4 separate regions of the Homo sapiens genome follow, and all the other regions are linked to region 1. Evidence: chromatin loops called from intact Hi-C (ENCODE). Cell type or tissue: psoas muscle. All regions are shown on one strand. Links, peaks and the distances in the headings refer to the core of each region. The heading gives the core; the rest is flanking DNA. Region 1 holds the start of SIX1 (SIX homeobox 1). Region 2 overlaps MNAT1 (MNAT1 component of CDK activating kinase). Region 3 has its middle 150 kb from the start of SLC38A6. Region 4 overlaps MNAT1 (MNAT1 component of CDK activating kinase).

Region 1 (5,423 bases), core at 92-5,091:
AGCACTAAAATAAGACAGTGAGGGGAAATTACCAGACATGGCTCTGGGTTTAGCAGTGCCAGGCTTCCAGTTTAGAAAGTCATTGGGCATACTATATGGCAGAGGCTCTTTTGAAAGCATGCACACCTATTAAATGCATTTTTTTAAAAAAAAAGCCTAAGGTAATGAAATATCAGCATCTGCTTCCAAGATCTAATTGCATGGAATAAGCAAGAGTTTCAAGGATGCAGAAAACATTATGTTCAGCAGAGAAGCAGCTTCCTGTCTACTTGGAATCTCCCATGTGGCAGCCCTGAGGTGGGAACCCTTTATGAGTTTAGAATGTATGTTGCAGGGTGCACTGTACTGGGTGCATCATTTTAAAACCATATTAATAATAAAAGAGGAAACCAAGACATGCTTCTCCTTCTCCCACTTGCATCTCAATATGCAAAAGGTTCTGTAGTGCTGGGCTCTTTGGCTAAAGGAATCAAAACATATTTGAAGAAGACAAGCCAGTTTAAGGAGCCTACAGTTTGTTCTTCACCACTCACTAAGAGGGCACATTGAAATCAAAAGCATTTTTGAAGTGTACTTAGAATTCTGTTTTGAACTTATCTAATCAGAGATAAGTATAGTCATAAAGTCACTCTCCTTCCACCATTTGGCTTCCCTTATCTCCACGCATTGTTCTTATCTCCTGCTAGTCTCAGCTACTGACAATAGATTATCTTTGTTTAGAGAGGCTAATTGTTTTCAAAATCCTTTTAATTATTGCTTTGGAACTAGGTGTGCAAATGAGGCTTAAGATAATTACAACTTCACTTGTTTGTGCAGTTTTACTAAGCATTCTCCACACATAAACAAAACAGCAGATGATGGGACTTAAATTGCAGTGCATCTCTCATTCCCTGGCAGCAAAATAGGCCAGCATTGCAACACACACACACACACACATACACACACACACACACACACACACACCTCTTTATTTAATCTTCTTGGAGCCGCTGTCGTTCTCGCTTTGAGGGCAGTGTCCCTCTCAGAGCAGGGTAAGGATTATATTACAACCGGACGGTTATTGGAGCCGGGCACAGTTTTATTTAATTTACACCACATCCAGCGCCTTTCGTACGAGGTTCCCAAAGCATTTTTGCTAATAGCAAGTAAAGCCTCTCGGCATTCCTCAGTAGCAGAGGTGGCACTGCAAAACACAACCGCACAGATGGGGAAATTGAGTCCAGAAGCTTCAGGAACCTGCTGGTTTCAATCGCAGAACATTAAGATACCAAATCACAAATGAACGCTCGGAGTCTCTAGGTGCTCAGCAAGTATGCTCTAAACAGCTCTCTGCCTGGTCTCAAATCATGGAGGTCTTTTGTGAACGAGGGAAACGCTGTCCGACTGGGAGTACTTGTGCCCTTTGGAGGGTGGTGTGCAGCAGTGGGGGGAGGACAGTGGTAGTTGGTGGGGGGAGGGAGGAGGAAATAGGGTTGGACTCCTCGAGCTGAAGCCAACCCGAAGCCACTCTTCCAGAGGCTGCATGCGCGGACCCTGGTCTGCTCTTGAATTATTTATCGCGTTCCATAAGCTATTCATCAATCCATTATTTATTCATTCCAACATTAAAGTAATTAAATATGAGCTCACCGGGAGAGGGCAAGTCTGCAAGGGATGAGGACAAGAGTACGGAGGGAGAGGGGAGGAATTAAGGTTTGGAGTCATTGATTTGTGCGGAGTTGTGCGCGACTCCCCTTAGGTGATACTGGCGACGGGTCCCGCGTTGCAGGGTCCTGACGCGCTCACCCACTCCCTACCTCCCCACACCTCCGCAGCGCAGCTCCCTCAGACCCCAACTGGCTTCCCACCTTTCCTCTTCCTTCTCCTCCCACCACTCCCTACCCGCGCAGCCCCGGCAACACCCCCAACCCCCAGCTCCGCAGCCTCGCCCTCCCCGCTCTGGGCGGTGCGGCCTCTCTGCCCAGCCGGGCGGCGCGCTGGCTGGCCAGCCCCGGATAGGCGCCGCCGGCAGCCAATCAGCGTGCCGGGGACGCTGCGCGCTTTAAGGCCGCTGCGGGGAGAACAGAAACCAAGTTCCCCGGCAACTAGCAGCATCCACCGGGCGGGAGGTCGGAGGCAGCAAGGCCTTAAAGGCTACTGAGTGCGCCGGCCGTTCCGTGTCCAGAACCTCCCCTACTCCTCCGCCTTCTCTTCCTTGGCCGCCCACCGCCAAGTTCCGACTCCGGTTTTCGCCTTTGCAAAGCCTAAGGAGGAGGTTAGGAACAGCCGCGCCCCCCTCCCTGCGGCCGCCGCCCCCTGCCTCTCGGCTCTGCTCCCTGCCGCGTGCGCCTGGGCCGTGCGCCCCGGCAGGCCCCAGCCATGTCGATGCTGCCGTCGTTTGGCTTTACGCAGGAGCAAGTGGCGTGCGTGTGCGAGGTTCTGCAGCAAGGCGGAAACCTGGAGCGCCTGGGCAGGTTCCTGTGGTCACTGCCCGCCTGCGACCACCTGCACAAGAACGAGAGCGTACTCAAGGCCAAGGCGGTGGTCGCCTTCCACCGCGGCAACTTCCGTGAGCTCTACAAGATCCTGGAGAGCCACCAGTTCTCGCCTCACAACCACCCCAAACTGCAGCAACTGTGGCTGAAGGCGCATTACGTGGAGGCCGAGAAGCTGCGCGGCCGACCCCTGGGCGCCGTGGGCAAATATCGGGTGCGCCGAAAATTTCCACTGCCGCGCACCATCTGGGACGGCGAGGAGACCAGCTACTGCTTCAAGGAGAAGTCGAGGGGTGTCCTGCGGGAGTGGTACGCGCACAATCCCTACCCATCGCCGCGTGAGAAGCGGGAGCTGGCCGAGGCCACCGGCCTCACCACCACCCAGGTCAGCAACTGGTTTAAGAACCGGAGGCAAAGAGACCGGGCCGCGGAGGCCAAGGAAAGGTACGCGGCGTGCTTCCCGCGACTCGGGCGACCCTAGGAAGCCGTCCTTTCTCCTCCGCCCCCTCCCGCCCCCGCAGGCACCAGCCACCAAGTCCTCCCCGCCGGCCGGAGCCCGTCCACGGGGCGGCGCGCAGGCCCTCCGCGGCGCTGCAGCGAAAGTTCATGAACTCTGAGGTTCCTTGCTAAGGATGGGGCCTCATTTGCTTTGAGCACCCGCGCGTGGGTTTCTCTGGGATGTGAGTGTCGGGAAATATTGGCGCTAGATTTGGTCTTTATGCCTCCCTGGCTGGCCGCGGCTATGAGTGGTGGGTGGAGAGTGAGTTTCTAAATCAACGGGCAGTGAAATGTTGATTGGTGTCGCAAGGAAAGGGGTTTGGTGGGAGCTGAGGTTCGCGAACCTCTCTCCTCTTGCTCCCCAGAGGGGTGAAGCTGGCCTGAGACATTGGCTCTGCCCCCACTCCCGCCTGGTTCTCCACAGCTCTCTCTTGATAGTCTTTTGGTTTAGAGGTAGCCTGCTTCATTTCTCACTAGCTGGACAAATGGAGGAGACTTTTAAAGATACAACAAAAAGAGAGCTTTGGGGAGAGTTGGCGCTGCATTTACTCCCCGGCGCCCCAAATTAAGAAAGGGTTGATCCTCGCCGTGCTCGCTCGCGCGTGGCCCGGCACTGCAGCCCGTCGGTCTGGCTGACCGCGCCGCATGCCCAGACGAGGAAAGGGTCTCCAGTCGCAGCCCTCTCTCGCACTGGAGCTCACAAGGCAATATTTTAAAAATTGGTCTCTACTTTCCCCCACCTCGGGGCAACACCTTCGGCCACCTGGGCAGGCTCCTTCTGTTCTCTATAGCGTTTCGGACAGAGATTCAGAAGGACGGTGGGGAGGTGGCTGTGGCGGGGAGAGCGCTCCGCGAAGCCAAAGAGTTTGGGGGAAAACCTGAGCGCAGGGGCCGGTTAGGTTTTCCTTTGTTCGCTTCCAAGACTAGGGGCCGAAGATCTTGCTCCCTTTCTTGTCTTGGTGGAAAACCAGAGCCAGGATAAATTCTGCTGAAATGGGCTTGTCGGGAGACAGAGACTGTGAGGATAAGGGGAAAGAAAGGAGACAGACAGGCGCTAGGAGTCGGGAGGACTGACGAGCACTCGGAAGGCGGAAGCGGCGAGGGAAGCGAAATCCTGAAGTTAACCGGTACCGAGTGCCCGGACTGACGCCCCAGCGCGCCGCGCCCGCTGGCAGCCTGTGCGGGGCGGCGAAGTTTCCCCTGCCCAGAAAGGATGGGTTGGGGTGGGTGTTGGTAGGAAGTTTGAGAGGGGGACACGAGGGGCTGAAGAGTTAGCAAGTAACACAGGAACAGGGATTGTATGGTTGCAGTTAGCCTTTAGTTACAAAACGGCCGTCCTATAAGCCAGGCCCGAGGGCCGACTCCAGATGAAATCAGAGACTGGCTGCGCTCCCTGTGTTTACTCAGGTCACTGGGCCGCGCTGGGCACCACTTCCCATGACCTGTTCTGTGTCTGCAAAACCACCAACTCTGGGCTGGGGCAGGAAAACGGGATGTTTAATTGTCTCCTCATATGCGAACAAGGCAATGGACTTGATTCACCCCAAACATTTGTGCATTGGACTCTGTCCTCTATCATTTCTTTATCACCAATATCTATTTATTGAAAGATTTTCAGTTACATTTAAATATGTTGCTAGTTTATATGTATTTAAATGTAACTGCTTGAACAAAATTTAAAACATATATTTTGTATGTTTCAAATAAATCCTGCTAATCTATCACTTTCTGAAATCTGGAAGAGAAAAGGACCTGGCTCCTAACAGGAGGCTCTGTCCGTAGCTCTCCATTTCTCCAGGTTCCTCTGACTCCTCACCTCCCCCATTACCCTTGGGGATGGGTGGAAGGGTAGAGCTCCTCCATTTGGGTTGGTGACAGATTGCACAATGGCCCTTTCCTCCTTCCAGCTCCCCTCCCTCCATCTCACACTTTTTTTTTAACCTACTTTTTTTTTTTTTTTTTTTTTTTAACCATATGGTGTTGTCCTCTATTTCTTAGGGAGAACACCGAAAACAATAACTCCTCCTCCAACAAGCAGAACCAACTCTCTCCTCTGGAAGGGGGCAAGCCGCTCATGTCCAGCTCAGAAGAGGAATTCTCACCTCCCCAAAGTCCAGACCAGAACTCGGTCCTTCTGCTGCAGGGCAATATGGGCCACGCCAGGAGCTCAAACTATTCTCTCCCGGGCTTAACAGCCTCGCAGCCCAGTCACGGCCTGCAGACCCACCAGCATCAGCTCCAAGACTCTCTGCTCGGCCCCCTCACCTCCAGTCTGGTGGACTTGGGGTCCTAAGTGGGGAGGGACTGGGGCCTCGAAGGGATTCCTGGAGCAGCAACCACTGCAGCGACTAGGGACACTTGTAAATAGAAATCAGGAACATTTTTGCAGCTTGTTTCTGGAGTTGTTTGCGCATAAAGGAATGGTGGACTTTCACAAATATCTTTTTAAAA
Region 2 (5,423 bases), core at 149-5,148, 210 kb before region 1:
AGGCATAGAGCATTTTAGCTCACTTTCTTTTACTAATTTCAAAAATAATTTCCAAGAATTCCTAACTTGGCACTATAAGTGAACTTTATCCAACAATGACAACTTATACATAAGTCCAAATTTCCTAATGTAATATAGAAATGGCTTTATATAAAATTATCTACAAATACTACTACTATTACATAAGCAAAACAAAAATACCATGTAAGATTAGTAGTCTTCTAAAGCAGAAATATTTTTCCGTGAAAAGATAGAAGTTTCTTTACGCCATTATAGAGACTGAATAATTTAAGAGACCACATTTTATTTAGATTTGACTCTTCTGTGCCTAGTACAGTAGTTGGTATGTATCAGGAATATTTGTTTCATGAATGAAGAAATGTTTTAAAATGATCCCTCTAATCATCTACCCTATCTCCAAAAAAACCTACATAACAAATGTCCTCGTTCTATTTGAGGTCATTTAACAACAGAAGGAGTAGTTGTTTTGCCATTCCCATTGTAGAAAATAAGTGAAGACCTAAGCCAGACTGTCACTGATTTTACCTTTCTTCTGTCCTAAAAAGAAACAACAAACACTATGAATACTCTAACCATCCCAATCTAACTTCCCCAAACCAAATGCACATACACACAAACACCACCACCACCGCTATCACACTCATAAAACCACCATGCAATTAAATCTACTCTAAAATGCAGAAAAGAACAGAATATTTAAGACACTGACTTGATACCCTTCTCACCTGAAATTTCACATAAATTGTCTTTTATTAAAGTCAGGCAGATATGGAATGGATTACTAACAGTGCAATTGCACTAAAATGATACAGAAATATTTACTGAACATCTACTATGTGCCAAGCACTGTGTTAGGCATTACATACACATTTGAGGTAAGTATGTTTTACCTGTTTTACAGGAAAAGAAACTGAAGCTCTCCAAGACCAAGTAACCTACTCAGATTTTAAACCCTATCCTGCTAAAATCCACAAAGCACTTCTCTATTATAGAACTAAAATATGAAAATTTATTTATTAAACATTTGGTAGATGTTAGGCACTGTGAAGATATAGCAGAAAGTATACCACCACAACTGTCCCTATTTTCAAGCATTTAACAGTATCTATTTAAATTTTCATTTAAAATATATTATATTTATTAAACATTTTTAAATATAATGTGCTCATTTGTTTAAAAAAACATTAGTATATAAGTACTTTTTAAATGAAAGCTACTCTAGTTCATTAAAGCATATCAATTCATTTTTAGAAAATATTTACACTCAATTTTTCCATAACACATTCAGATTAAGGCAAATTTCATCTTTACTGAGATGTGCTACAACCTCATTAGATACTCACTTAGAAGTTGTCTTGTTTTTATAACAAGCAAAAATAATATTTTCTTCAAACAATATAAAATTGATGGCTTGTCTGTTAATGAATGTTAAACTGCATATCCTTTGAAATATGAACCAGTTTAGTAAAAAGGCTATTTCAACTAAGAAGAGTAATTCCTGGCAATGCAGAAGTAAATTGCCTTTCTAGAAAGCTGACTATACTAATCAATCCTTTAAATCACAGTTTATTGTACTTTAACAAATCACTCTTCATAATTAAGAGACATGTTTTATGAGACGAACTACAAAAACAATACAGCAAAATCACAATCCTTTATAAATTTTTCATCTGAGAACATAGGTGTGTGATCAGTGAGCATAGTGGTGGTCCCACAAATACAAGAATACACAGACTATCACATTTGTGTCCATTTTTTAAAATTAAAAAAATAACAATTTTATAGCCCTCCTTTCACTAATTAGTTAATTCATGGATAGGTATATTTAGTAAAACAATGCCCTAGAGGACAAAGAAAGCAGTTCATATGAGAGAGTTTAGTAAAACAGCTTTGGAGCCCTTCTGAAAATTACTTGATAAAAGTACTAACATTCCGTCAGTTGTTGAGACAGATGCTACTGCCAATCAGCTGCATTTGCTGAAGCACATTCTAAAGATTACTAATTAATCCCCACACTGAAACCAATGGTTGCCTGTCATTTTGCTATGATCACCATTTTTTAAAAAATAGTCACCAAAAAGAAACGAGAAAAGAGTCATGAAGTACAGCTCTAGATAAAATATAACCCCAGGTAAGCTATGCATCTACTTAGTTATATCTTTTCAGGTATTCTTTATATGAAACTCAATGCACTGGCTGGAGTCCTGGGATCTTACAGCCTCTCCACATTCTATTTCTCATTTATTTCTATTTATCACAAATGTATAAAAGTATTTTTGAGATATTTAGGAAAAAGAATCATACTGTATAAGACTGCATTTTCTTTGTTGTTGTTGTTGTTGTTGTTAAATTTCGAATCTTTCGATCACAAACTCAAGATAAATATGACTTGTAGAGACATTTTCCAGATTACACCCATATTTTTATTAAAACTCATCCACACTCCCCTGCCTTTACTCCCACCATGCACATATCCCTGCACACTTTGTTCTACCACCATCATATCCTACCTTCATTATGTGAACACTCTAAAGAATTTAACAAATATTAAAATAGTCAACGCTTCCAAATCTTGGCAATTATAAAATATCCTGAAGATCCTTAAAACTATACTAGCACAAGATGCCAAAGAAATTATTTTTAATCTGTATGAAAACATATTAACATATGTAGATAAAGATAAAAATATATTTGAAGGTTCTTATGATTTTCCATCTTTTTAATGTTTTAAGTTAACATTGATTTTTGAATCTCAAGTAACTCTATGATCTACCATGTTTCTAAAGTTGCTTTCATTCAACTGTACATGCCCTGACCTCCACAATGACCTCTACAAAAGCAGTTGTGCACTTTACTGTGGTGCAAATCCTCACGGACAAGTTGAACCTGTTCTTTTTGGCACTGAGCCCTTGTGCTGAACACACAGCTGAGATTTATTATAAAAGGGGAACTAAGGGGCATTATTTCACAACATTTATCCTTCACATACAGCCAAGTATAATCTTTTACAACCTTTGAGAGCTCTTAAATAAACAGATTTTCTCTTAATTGCACAAAGAGTTTTTTATTTGTCACCAATCGTATGGCATATTCAGATTTATTTTACATTAGGAAAAAGCTAGCACACAAAGCATATGTGCTAACAGTTATAAAAATTACTCTCCTTGCTTAATATTTATTTAAAAATCATAAGACTTTTAATCTTCAGATCTGAGGATAATTACTTGCCTTGCTGTCTTTAGCAAGAGCAAAGTAATAAAATAATTAGTAAAAACCTGCCTTCAAAGATCTGTATTTTAAACGGTAGGTTACAAAAAGCCCAACTTGCTACAACACTCTCATAGGTCTTTATTTTTATACTGTCTTGTGTTTTCTTTTTAATTTCAAAGTTCAATTGTAATTCGGGCATTCCCATAACATTTTAAAAACACTTCTCATTCTAACAACTTTGAACTGGACTCTGATATACAAGACTGCTGCCCAGCAACTTTCTCAACTCAACACATCTGATATCATGTGGGAGGGAGGAATTTCATGAGTTCTAAGAAATATCTCTAATAACAGGAATTACCACACCATTTAAGTTAATTCTTCAAGATTTGCTAATTGATCTAGCATCAAGACTTGCCTTGTTGAAAGCAAAAAAACAAATACAACCTCAAAAGTATTCTATCCTGAAAGTCAGGTTCAAACTAGCTTATCAGCTAATTGCTCAACATTAAGGACACTAAAATATGTTGATTCAGGTGAATATTTTCTTGCTCGAAATTCTTCTAATTTTTTCATTAATAGCAAGTGTACAGACAATTTTTAAGATGCCTGTAGACCTTTTCAAATTTTTTTAAAAAAATAATTCAATATTAAACTGATTTTTTTTAATGGTGAAAAAAACCTAATGACATGATTTTAGGCATTGGGAGCTCCACAGTGAGCAAAACAGGCATGTTCATACATAGTGCCAAATATGCTTTGTCTTCCCTTAACAAAGAAATTTCTTTCTTTAAACTTTAACATTTTGAACAACATAACCTTATTGTTCCAGTTCTAAGGAAGATGTTTTAAATAATTTATATCCTTAATACAGTCTCCCTATATCCAATGAATTCATGTAAATGTTCATGAGTTTGAACGTTTTTACATTTATTACTAAAACAGAAAACATTTTTTCTGGAAATATACAATCTTTTGGAAAAAAGCAATTACTTTTAAGTGTTTTTCAAGTGTTATATCTTCAAATAGATATAAATTAGCATGGAAATTACTAACCAACTATATTCATAATATTAATCTGCACTACATGAGACAAGATAAAAATTGATAATATCTATAAAAGATTCATTAAATATGTAAAAAAAAGCCTCAAGATCCTACACTATGTTCTCATATTATGTCAGCACTGGTGGTATTTTTTAAATGCCTAAGGCCTCTAACTCATTTTGAAATACATGTGCTTCAAGATTTCCATAATACCCAAAACTATTCTTGGTGAAGTAATGAGTTAACTACAGGTTAACCAACAAATAACTTAAAGAACAATCTTATTCTATATTTATTTTGTTTCTTCATACCACAACAGCTTTCCCATCTATATATCTTCTCACCAGCAAGAACACAAGCATATACACTATCAGCCTATGACTCCCCATATTAAATGTGCCCTTAGACCAACACAATGTTAAAAGCATGGGGCTTTAGAGTTCTGAACAGTCAAATCCTAGCTCTACCTTGAGCAAAAATAACTTTAAAAAAAAGTCTCAGCTGGGCATGGTGGCTCACGCCTGTAATCCCAGCACTTTGGAGGCTGAGGCGGGCGGATCACGAGGTCAGGAGATGGAGACCATCCTGGCTAACAAGGTCAAACCCCGTCTCTACTAAAAAACACAAAAAATTAGCCAGGTGTGGTGGTGGGTGCCTGTAGTCCCAGCTACTCAGAAGGCTGAGACAAGAGAATGGCGTGAACCTGGGATGGGGAGCTTGCAGTGAGCAGAGATCGCGCCACTGCACTCCAGCCTAGGCGACAGAGTAAGACTCTGTCTCAAAAAAAAAAAAAAAAGAAAAGAAAAAGAAAAAAGTCTCAGTTTTACTTGTAAAGAATTAAATAAATAAATTTAAAGGATATAAAAGAACTGTCTACAAAATGCTACCCACTATTATTACTTCATCATCATCATCAACAGGAAGAGAAGCAGGAAGAGAGGGAATATTTTGCACATCTCTACAGACTGTTGTTTAATATTACAAGATAAAATCACTAACTTCCAAAAGCCTGAAAGTTAGAACTCAAGGCATCTTCCTGCAGAAACAATGTTACAAATGATGTTACAGTTTAAGACTGACAATATACAAAACACATTAATTATCATAAATTTAGTCTCAGGCCCTGGGAACAATTCAGGAGAGAA
Region 3 (5,423 bases), core at 330-5,329, 480 kb before region 1:
GTTTTTTAATTCATACAAAACTGTATCCAGGCCATCACCAATAATTCTAAATGACAAATGTTTTTTCTAAAAACCCCACAGTATCACCCCTTACCACAAAATCTTCCTTCAGCTTAATCTCTCCCACTCTACGTTCCCCCGCCGCCCGTAATCCCCCTCGAATCAGCCCTGAGAAACATCGCCCATTATCTCTCCATACAACCCCCCAAAAATTTTCACCGTCCCAACACTTTACCACTATTTCCTTTTATTTTTCTTGTCAATATAAGAAGACAGGAATGTCAGGCCTCTGAGCCCAAGCTAAGCCATCATATCCCCTGTTACCTGCACGTACACATCCAAATGGCCGGTTCCTGCCTTAACTGATGACATTCCACCACAAAAGAAGTAAAAATGGCCTGTTCCTGCCTTAACTGATGACATTATCTTGTGAAATTCCTTCTCCTGGCTCATCCTGGCTCAAAAGCTCCCCTACTGAGCACCTTGTGACCCCCACTCCTGCCTGCCAGAGAACAACCCCCCTTTTTCCTTTACCTACCCAAATCCTATAAAACGGCCCCACCCCTATCTCCCTTAGCTGACTCTCTTTTCAGACTCAGCCCGCCTGCACCCAGGTGAAATAAACAGCCTTGTTGCTCACACAAAGCCTGTTTAGTGGTCTCTTCACGCGAGTGAAAATAAGAATATGTATTCATCTGTTTTCACACTGCTGTGAACAACTTCCCTGAGATTGGGTAATTTATAAAGAAGAGAGGTTTAATTGACTCACAGTTCTGCATGGTGGGGGAAGCCTCAGGAAACTTACAGTCATGGTGGAAGGGGAAGCATTCACCTTCACGAGGAGGCAGGAGAGAGAATAAAAGAGGAACTCACAAACACTTATAAAACCAGCAGACCCTGAGAGAACTCAATCACTATCACAAGAACAGCATGGGAGAAACTGCCCTCGTGATCTAGTTACCTCTCTCCCTTGACACGTGGGGATTACAATTCGAGATGAGATTGGGGTTGGGACACAGAGCCCAGCCATATCAGAATACATACCTCATATGGCTATCATGTAGACTAATAAGGAAACCTATGCATGATAGGCAGAATAGAGGCCCCTCAAAGATGTCTACGTCTTTGGGATTCTGCTGTCAAGGCCTCATCCCAGCCACATAAATCCAGGTGAGGCTAGGAGGTGTGTTCTGAGCCTCTCAGGAGCAGAGAAAACCATTTGCAGCTGGTGGCTGCCTTAGACTCATCCGAGGAATTGAAGGGTTTGATGTGTTCCTGCCTTGTCCCAGCCCATATTCTGGAAAATGCTTTATCTAAACAGCCTGGCTTTAACTGTTGTTTGGAATTTTGACTAATTTTCTTAGTGCTCCTTAAATATCTGAATTCCCAATAACCCTCATAGAAGAAGGCTGTACAACTTACTAAGCACACGAGAATTTAAATCATGTGTCCAATTCTTGGCTCTCCCTGTTACTAGTATGTGATCTTGGATAATTATCTAATCTTCCTAAAGCTCAGTTTCCTCATCTGCAAAAATCAGGCAATAGTGTGCTCCTGACAGGCTGTCGAGAGGGTTCAATGAGATGATATAAATAAAGTACTTAGCACAGTGCCTGGCAGAGAGTAAGTGCCCCAAAATGCTAGCATATATTATTAATCACCCACAGTATGCCATCACCCTGAGAGCAGGGGCTGCTGAAACAGTGCCTCTCCCACACCCAACAACATCCCGAACAACAGGGCCCCAACACATCCCATAGTCTCCAGCACAGTCTTGTGCACAGGCAGGCTACAGAAGCCCATGAAGGCCGCCAGAGAACAGAAAGATGAAGCCACATGCAGCAGCCTGGTAACCTTGGAGAAGCAGCCCCGGCATCCCAGAGACCTGACAAGTCCTTCTGCTGCTGGCTGCCACATTTGGAGCTGAGACAATCAGCCTGGCTTACATCAGTTCTCTTGAGTGGATTGTGGAGGGGCTGCTATGGGTGAGGGCGGGTGGGCTTGGTGCCGGACTGACTGCTCACTTTTTCTTCCTTCCCCATGCATGACAGAGGAAAAGGGACTGGACTTCACAGAGTGATTGGTGTTGCATTTTGTCTGTGATTTTCCATAGATGGCAGCCTCTCCTGATAAATTCCCAGGCACTTCTTGGGGGTGTAAGTGAGTGAAGGCTCTTTGCCAAGGACCTCTGACTCCCAAAGCTGGCGAGGCTGGGAGGCATTTCTCAGTCTCCCTCCCACTCTGTCTTGGCTGTGCCTCTTCCCTGCTACCCCCCTGACCCTGAGGACACCACTGCACTGATGTAGCGCCAGAGCAATGCGAAGGCACCTGAGAATAACAGAGATGGACAGCCATCTTCTTTCATTTTTGACCTCTTGGAGCTAAGACATGACTTTGAAAAAGCTCAAGGCCCTTCATTGTACAACACAAAGCAGGCTCAGGGCACCAGCTGCTTCATGATTGTTCTCTTGCTATGGAAGGCAACCCCAGCCCCCTGGAGTCTTATGCCAAGAAATCAAGATGTATGGATTATTTGGATGGAAGGAAGGAAGGAGGGAGGGAGGGTAGGAAGGAAGGAGGGAGGGAGGGAGGGAAGGAAGGAAGGAAGGAAGGAAGGAAGGAAGGAAGGAAGGAAGGAAAGAAGGAAGGAATTTAGGTCAGGAGAGGAAAGTTTGACCTTGTAGTTTGGAGGCAGGTCTATTCTAGATAGGCAATATATCTGAGCAACCAGCAAAGCCATCGAGAGAGCCCTGTGGCTGATGCTGTGGCCGGCACCACATAAAGAGCTAAAAGTGCCAGTGAAATGGATGTGGCTGCTGACCAATAACCATCATCCCCTGACAGCAGGTGCAGGGGGCAGAGGGACAAGTGGAACCTCTTTGTCTTGTCATTGCAGACCAGAGTGCCCACAGCGATGTGAAACCTATTTGTCCTGGAGGAGGAGGGAGGAGGGAAAGGGAAAAAAAACAACTGGCTCACTCTGGCTCCATAAATCACTGGAAGGGAGAGCCCTTGCCTGGTGAAGTTGGAGATTCTACCTGGAAGCTCCCTGATGGTGCACTGAGCCGGGGTGTCGTAAATCACCAGGGCTCCGCCAATGGCAGCCCTGCCCACTGGCCCATTGAAAAGGGGCTGGTTGTTTTGCTGGCAGCTGATGCAGTGCACTGTCCCAGAAAGCCGGGGACAGGTGTCTGCCAGGCCATGGACCCAGGCCTACTTTGTGTGCTTCCCTTGGGTGTGATGGGGGGAGAGAGGCGGTGGATTGCTGTCCCTGGGAACTTGGCCCGGTGGCCTGGCATAGCCGGAATGTCCTTGGCCAGCTCTTTGTGAACAGCCAGAGGCAGTCAGGAGATGCATCTCATGATCAGATGGCCTGGGCTTGTGGAGTCTTTTTCCCAGGTTTCAGAATCATCTGAGGTCACTTGAGTGTCCTTGCTGTCCTTGTTAGATCCCTCAGGTAGCTCTCTGAGTCCTAATTGTTCAGCTTGTGCTGATTTTGTTTAGCCTGGATGGGCATGCCCCAGGGGTAGATGTGTCCACATGGACCTTTAATAGTTTACCTCATTGTCCCAACCATCAAGGAGAGGGGCCATCCCCCCAAAAAGGGACAATAGCTGCCCCCTTTTACCTCCCCAGGTGGGCTACATGTATCCCCACCACCACCCTTCATCACCCTCAGAATCACATCCCTGCTCACACACCTGCAATGCCTCTTCCATCTGGCAAACGCTTGACAATGCTACTAGGCCCTCTTTGAATGTCCTGACTTCTGGACCTCCCATGACATCTCTCATCACCACCTACCAGAGAACCAACAAGAGCACTTCTTTCCTTCATTTGTTTAGTAAACAATTATTAAGCCTCTACTATGTCCCAGATGCTGTCAACACAGGAGAACACAACATGGATGCAACCTCTGCCCTCATGGAGCCAGTGGATTAGAGACACAATACACATAATAAATAAGATGGTTCCTTCAATTCATGTTTTCAAGGAAATAAACAAGAAGCTGAGAGCAAATAATGCAGTTTAAAGTACAGAAGCTGCTATAAAGGGGGTGACAGAAGAAGCCTCTGAGGAAAGGACATTTCAGCGGACACTGAAGATGGAAAGGAACAGGCTGTGCGTGGTACAGTGGGAGGAGCGGTCCAGACAGAGCGGGAAGTTTGTGCAGACAGAAGATCAGGGAACAAGGGGGACAGGGACCCCTGTGTGAGGGGAGGGGAGCACATGGTCTTGGGAAGGAGGTGGGTAGAAGTCTCTGCCCGGGTGCACTCATCCTTTGGCATTTGCCTCTCCCTTGGCAGGTCTTTCATATTCACCTCATTGGTTTACTGCCCTGGCCTCCACACTGAGTATGAGCCCTTCCAGGGCAGGGCTGCGTCGCATCCTGTGTGCATCCTTGCCCATTCGATGAGTCACAAGTAGACAAGCTGCCTATTGGGCCCTGAATACCTGAGTAGGTTTCATACCTGCCTGGCCTATCCCCTCTCCCTCCCTTCCAAAGGTAAACCAGAAGTCCCTGCTGGCCCCTCCTGTAGGAGAAGGGGATGCAGAGCCAAGTGGCTGGAGGAACTGGCCTGACTTTCATCCTGAGATAACCCTGGTACCTGAGACACAAAGTCCACAGGCTTGGAACTGCTGCAGACTCTGGGTGCTTTTCCAGCTGCTGGTGATACCAGGGGTTCTCAGCAAGGCTGAGCACCTTTTATGGACTCCCCCTGTCTTGCATGCCTGCCTGGAACTTGTGATCAGTTTCTGTCCATTGTTTAGAAAGTGTTACCATATATAATAGCTGCTAAGAACAAAAAATGACATGTGCTCATCAACATAGGATTAGATGTGTGGCAACCAGCATTGATCAGATACACACTTTCCATTTCAGTTCACCACGTGTTTCGGTGTCAGGCACAGGGTTGCCAAGAACAATGTGGCCCCTACCTTAGAGAGACTATGGTCTGGTGGAAAAAAAAAAAAACAAAAAACCAAACAGATTTGTGAACAATTAAATCGTAGAAAATATTTTATTTTATTTGCTATGATGTAGACTTCAGTTCAGCTTACAGATAATCAATTTTACCTGGGGAGGAAAGGAAGAGTAGGGGATATTGGAAAGGTTTCCATGCAGGAGAAAGTGAGTTCACATCAACCAAGCAGGCAGGAGAGAAAAGGCCCTTCAGGGAGAGGGAGCAGTGTGAGCAAAGAAACAGGAAATGGTATGTTTGTTGCATTAACTGTAAGAATATTTGACAAGGTTTGAGAGTCAGAGGCCAGGGGCAGCAGTCAGGCTACGGAGGGATTTGTGTGCTGGGCTCAGGAGCTTGGGCTTGATCCCACTGGCATAGGGAGCACCGCTGAAGAGCTTTAGGTAGGAAAGGGGGTGGTAAGGTCATATTTACCTCAGGGAGAGATTGCTGGACTGG
Region 4 (5,423 bases), core at 325-5,324, 160 kb before region 1:
AAAAGACCTAGAACTAGTATGGACACTGAATCAGTAATCACACCTCCTAACAGAGAAAAAGCGGCAGTGGTGAATTCTGCCAAACATTTAAAGAAGAATTAATATCAATCCTTCTCAAACCTTTCTAAAAAATTGAAGAGGGAGACACTTCCAAACTCATTTTATGAAGCCAGCATTATTACCCTGATACTAAAACCAGACAAAGGTACCACAAGGAAAGAAAACTGTGAGCCAATATCCCTGATGAACAAAAATGCAAAAATTCTCAACAAAATACTTATAAACTGAATCCAACTGCACATTAAAAGGATCATACAACATAACCAAGCAGGAATTATCCTTGGGATGGAAAGATGGTTTGACATACAAAATCAATTAATATACATTAACAAAATAAAGAATTAAAATCACATAATCATATCAATACATGCAGGAAAAGGCTTTGATAAAATGTAACGCCCTTTCATGATAAAAGTGGTGGCTCACATCTGTAATACCAACACCTGGGGTTAATGAAACATTTTACCTACGCATACCTATTTTGCATGTATCTTCTGATGTTCCCAGAGAAGGTTACTAGGCAAAGAGAGTAACATTAATGACATACTGATGCTCTCAGAAATAAGATACTTTTAAAAGAAAGCTAGGCTAGCTATGAATGGAATGAAAATGTAGTATCAATTCATTGAGAGTTTTACAGCAGGAAAGAAATGCTGATATAAAACACTATAAGACTACAAGGAGGAAGTCTCTTCTAAATACAAAATGAAAATATAAGCTATGTGATCCAAATATACTTGTATCCTTTTCACTGATTATTACAAAATCCTGATAAAGTATCTCAAACGTAATTACCTCTGCTTTCCCCTACAACTAGAAAGCCAAACTGTACTATAGAAATGATAGCTAAAGTGTATAAATTAGACAATTGCTCCTTTGCATGCATACAATTTTTTCTTTATAGAATACATTCTAATACATATAATAATAATGACTCCTGAGATATTTTCAAAACAAACTTCAACATGAGATCAACTAAAACAAACCAAAATCATATTTATATCTAGCAATGTTACTCTTTCGGTAAAACAAAAAAGGTAACTAATTGAGAAACCAAAGTTAACCTTAGTTTACAAATGTGTTCCTCTGATCTAATCATGAATTCATTTTAGTTTCTAATAAATAGTGTTTTTGTTTTATCTCCCTCTTGGTAGCTCCATCACCGTCTGTCTGGGTTTTCTCTCTCCTTTAGAGAAATTAATGTCCAAGGATAAAAATGAGCCTCCAGTGTTTTGTGACCACTGTCCAAATGCTCACTTACCAGAAGATTATACAGGCAGATAAAACTAGCGTTAACAATCACCTATCTTACGGATCCACTTCCTTAAGAAAGCACAGTCTAACATAATGCTGTCAAAGTGGTTTTTGCTACAGTAATGTGTGCCTGCCTACCTACATACCTATACAGCATATATTCATATTTCTGGTCTAAATTTCAGCTAAATTTTCTATAAATGTAACTGGTTTAAAGGAAGATGGCTTTTTAAAGTATCATGTGGAAACATTTGTTTCTAAGACAAAATAAGAAGAAAATACTTAGCAACCGACCAGCTTTAATTTATTTTTCTGAATAACATCTTTGTTTTCCTTTTGGTATATCTCCATTTTCTTTTTGGTGTTGTCCAAATCCACATTGTTGGTCAAGTTGAAAACTGCATTAGAAAGGAAACGATGACATGAAAAATATTTTTAATATAAATCTTGAGTAGACAATAAAAAACAAATACCACAGTGACTCATTTGTTAGGTTGTCATTCTTTATAGCTCTATTTGTGACCTTTTAATCAGCTACCTATTTTAGAGACTAGCTCTAGTTACGGCAAACATGTTTTCCAAGCCAAACACAAGGACAGACTGTCTGACTCGCACAAAATACCTAAATGTCAGGATCACTCCAGAAAACCTAAGATATGTGCTTAGATCTGATTTTTATAGTCCCCTCTCTAGCTTTAAAAGCATAAAAAAATTGTTTAAATTTTTTTAATATAAAGAGTAAGTCTGGAATCTACTACAAGAATCAGAATTTTAAAAAAAGAGTTAAAAAATCATATATTTTTATAATTTATATCAAACAAAAAACAGGTTTTATCCCCATTCCAATTGTCTCCAACATGAGTAGACACAGGCTTGAATTACTTCCCTTGTAGTCTAGCTCTAGAAACGTATGAAATAAAGGAGTTGGAACTTAAGAAGAAAAATAAAGGATAAACTGGCACCAAAACTTAAAGTAAAAGAATTTCTTAAGAGAACCACTGAGACATGTTTAGATACTACTAAATTTTCTGTAAATTACAACTCTCTTTTTATAATTCCAACTCAAAATAATTTGAATTATGAATGCCATATTCCCTTCTAATTTTCCATATGTAAATCAAAGTTACTATAATACTCTGAACAATTAAAAAAAGACCTTCTTGCTATATATAAACTCATATGGAGGAATCCATATCAGTAAGACTCTCCTGTTCCATAATTCAATTCAAGCCTCCTTTAGCTTCCCTTGTAATCTTTCTACATCCATTATTAGCCCTTCCACCCCTTCTCCAATTACTTACCACTGCTTCCTGCTTCTTGCCCTACAAACAAGACGGATCTACCCTAAATAACTCTGCTCTATCCCTTGGGTTTCTACAGATTGCTTCCCCATCTCACTCTTTCCTTTAATAGCTTATAAGAGTTGAAAAGTAACACCGGAGGACCAACACAGAGTTGCTTGTTTTGTTGAGTAAAGCCATCAAACAGACTCAAATGACCAGTTTGATCTATAATTTCATTTTTTTCTTCTCAAAAGGCCAACTTATTTCAGAACATCAATTTATCATAATCACTGTTGAAAATCCAGGCTCATTTAGGTATAAAGGCAAAAGTCTATTCAGTTTTATCATACGCAATTTTAAATCTGGAAGAATTGAGAGAAAATGAGAAGCAATTATCCTCTAGCAACTTCTCCAGTTTTTTAACATAAAGTGGGAAAGAAAATAAGTCAGGGAATCTGGCTAGGATGCAATGTGGGACAATCTTCATAAATCACACTCTAGTCCTGACACAAAACAGTCAGAGGGAGGCTCCAGACAAGCAGCACTCTCAAAAAGTTACCTCTGATCCTTAGTTAAAATGGTGATTCCACTATCTTTACCAACCACTCAAAATCTACCTCTTGTATTTAATAGGCCATCCTCTAAGCAACCAAATCCAATGATCTTTCACAACTCTCACCATCCTCAACATCTACCAGATCCAACCTCAGCCTCCCAAGTAGCTTGGATTACAGACATGCACCACCATGCCTGGCTAATTTTTGTATATTTCAGTAGAGACAGGGCTTCACCATGTTGGCCAGGCTGGTCTTGAACTCCTGGCCTCAAGTGATCCACCCGCGTTGGCCTCCCAAAGTGCTGGGATTACTGGCGTGAGCCACCATGCCCAGCCATTAACCTAGGCTATCTGATTCCAAACCTGAACTTTTATCTACAATGCCTACAAAACTAGTTGTGTCATTTCTCTCAATGCCTGAAAACCACTGCTACCTAGCAGTCCTCTGCATTTGTATGCCCCTACACTTTCCCATTTCCATACCTGTGATTAAACTGTTCCCTACCCATAGGGCTCATCTCAGTACCAACCTCAACCCAGAACAACAGTGAATATCCACATATGACTCACCCTTCTATACCCATTTTAATGACCAGCTCCTCCTTATGAGACACTTTGCAGTTACAATCTCTCCATCCCTGAATGCTTACAATACATTGTCTAATATCGCTCTGCTGGCATTTACCCACTTCCTACCCTGTATAATTATTTTCAATGTGCACATCTTGTCTGACCTATTAGAATGTTCCTTGAGGGCAGTTTCTAGGTCTGATTCATCTTTATTATCACTTCCACTACTTCTAAGGCACTCCTATTAGAATGGCAAAACTCCAATGACAACATAAAATGCTGGTGCAGATCTGGAGCAACAGGGACTCTCATTCCTTGCTGGTGGGAATGTGAAATGGTATAGCCACTTTGGAAGACAGCTTCCTAGTTTCTAACAAAACTAAACATACTCTATCATATAATCTGGCAATCAAGCACCTAGGTATTTATCCAAATGAATTGAAAACACATGTTCACACAAAAACCCACACATGAATGGTAACAGCAGCTTTATTAATCATTGCCAAAACTTGGAAGCAACCAAGACATCCTTCAGCAGATTTAAAAAAATGTAATATTATTCAGCACTAAAAAGAAATCAGCTATAAAGCCAAGACACAGAGGAGCTTTAAATGCATATTGCTAAGTGAAAGAAGCCAATCTGAAAAGGCTACATACTGTATGATTCCAACTATATAACATTCTGGAAAAGTCAAAACTATAAAAACTAAAAAGAACAGTGTTTGTCAGGGGTTGGGGTAGGGAGGAATAAACACACAGAAAAACACAAAGGATTTTTAGGACAGTTAAAATGACTCTGTATGATATAATGGTAGATACACATTATTATACGTTTGTCAAAACTCATAGGGTATACAGCACCAAAAATGAATCCTAGTGTAAACTACAGACTTTGTGTGATAATGATATCTCAATGTAGGTTCATTGATTGTAACAATGTACCACTCTGGTGCAGGATGTTAATAATGGGGGAGGCTGTGCACTGTGCACATGTAGAGGGAAGAGATATATAGGAATTCTCTATACTTTTTGCTCAATTTTGCTGTGAATCTGAAACTTCACTAAAAAAAAGTCTACTTTTAAAAAAAAAGAAAAAAGAAAAAACTTCTCATCTGGTAAGGGCTCAAGAAATACTTGTTGAATTATCATGAGAGAAAAAATAAACTAATACCCAACATTTATAATTACTTTTATAATTATAGATTTAACTAAAATAACCTTTATAATTACTGATTTGAACATGGCAAAGGAGGAAGGTTCAAAAGGACAGGACTAAATTATCTTGGTTTCTTATGGTATGAATCTACTGAAAAGTAAGCGGTCAAATTGATATCCCATGTAGAGCTCTACTAGTATGTTCAAAACAGTTTAAAAAACACTGTTTATTAGCAAACTAGACAGTTTACTACTGATTTTAACTTTTCCATTAAATAGAGCCCAGAAATAGGCAAACTTAAATCCTAAGTGAAATTAATCTGTTTTTATATAAGCAATTTCTTTTATGCTTATCAAAAACTTTATGAGTTCTGGATCACTTGAGGCCAGGAGTTTGAGACCAGCCTGGTCAACATGAGGCCCCATCTCTACCAAAAAAATAAAATTAAAAACTTTTAAAATTAAATTAACCAAGTGTGGTGGTACACACCTGTAGTCCTAGCTACTTGGGAGGTAGAGGCAGGAGGATCATTTGAGCCCAGGAG

Evidence for each region. Peaks named below come from ENCODE experiments on the same cell type or tissue, not always from the same donor. Only the 100,000 strongest peaks of a DNase experiment are listed, where the experiment ranks them.
Region 2: a loop joins it to region 1, with 2.7 times the contacts of the local background. A loop is called at or near these places in 5 of 110 quality-filtered maps.
Region 3: a loop joins it to region 1, with 3 times the contacts of the local background. A loop is called at or near these places in 5 of 110 quality-filtered maps.
Region 4: it touches region 1 in a loop (3-fold over the local background); 4 of 110 quality-filtered maps call a loop at or near these places.

What each region holds. Positions count from the first base shown.
Region 1 is chr14:60,646,125-60,651,547 of GRCh38, reverse strand. SIX1 (SIX homeobox 1) reads left to right here and starts at 2,071. Exons shown (of 2, transcript NM_005982.4): 1 at 2,071-2,918; 2 at 4,971-5,423. The coding sequence starts at 2,359. The coding sequence ends at 5,265. MIR9718 (microRNA 9718) reads right to left here and starts at 2,900; the gene lies at 2,837-2,900. RefSeq lists a silencer at 1,915-2,154 and enhancers at 2,165-2,785, 2,786-3,407, 3,408-4,029, 4,030-4,652. In psoas muscle, for the core only: no CTCF peak of the experiment used is centred there; DNase peaks (open chromatin) are centred at 2,037, 3,157, 4,107, 4,367 and 5 weaker places; H3K4me3 peaks cover 5,000 bases; H3K27ac peaks cover 5,000 bases.
Region 2 is chr14:60,860,006-60,865,428 of GRCh38, reverse strand. All of the region lies in intron 6 of MNAT1 (MNAT1 component of CDK activating kinase), which reads right to left. Among named protein-coding and RNA genes, the nearest start is that of TRMT5, 120 kb to the left of the region's middle. In psoas muscle, for the core only: no CTCF peak of the experiment used is centred there; no DNase peak of the experiment used is centred there; H3K4me3 peaks cover 1,768 bases; H3K27ac peaks cover 3,943 bases.
Region 3 is chr14:61,128,499-61,133,921 of GRCh38, reverse strand. No RefSeq gene overlaps it. Among named protein-coding and RNA genes, the nearest start is that of SLC38A6, 150 kb to the right of the region's middle. In psoas muscle, for the core only: no CTCF peak of the experiment used is centred there; DNase peaks (open chromatin) are centred at 1,890 and 3,201; H3K4me3 peaks cover 272 bases; H3K27ac peaks cover 4,457 bases.
Region 4 is chr14:60,804,614-60,810,036 of GRCh38, reverse strand. It overlaps MNAT1 (MNAT1 component of CDK activating kinase), which reads right to left. Exons shown (of 8, transcript NM_002431.4): 4 at 1,609-1,712. Among named protein-coding and RNA genes, the nearest start is that of MNAT1, 73 kb to the right of the region's middle. In psoas muscle, for the core only: no CTCF peak of the experiment used is centred there; no DNase peak of the experiment used is centred there; H3K4me3 peaks cover 1,786 bases; H3K27ac peaks cover 4,457 bases.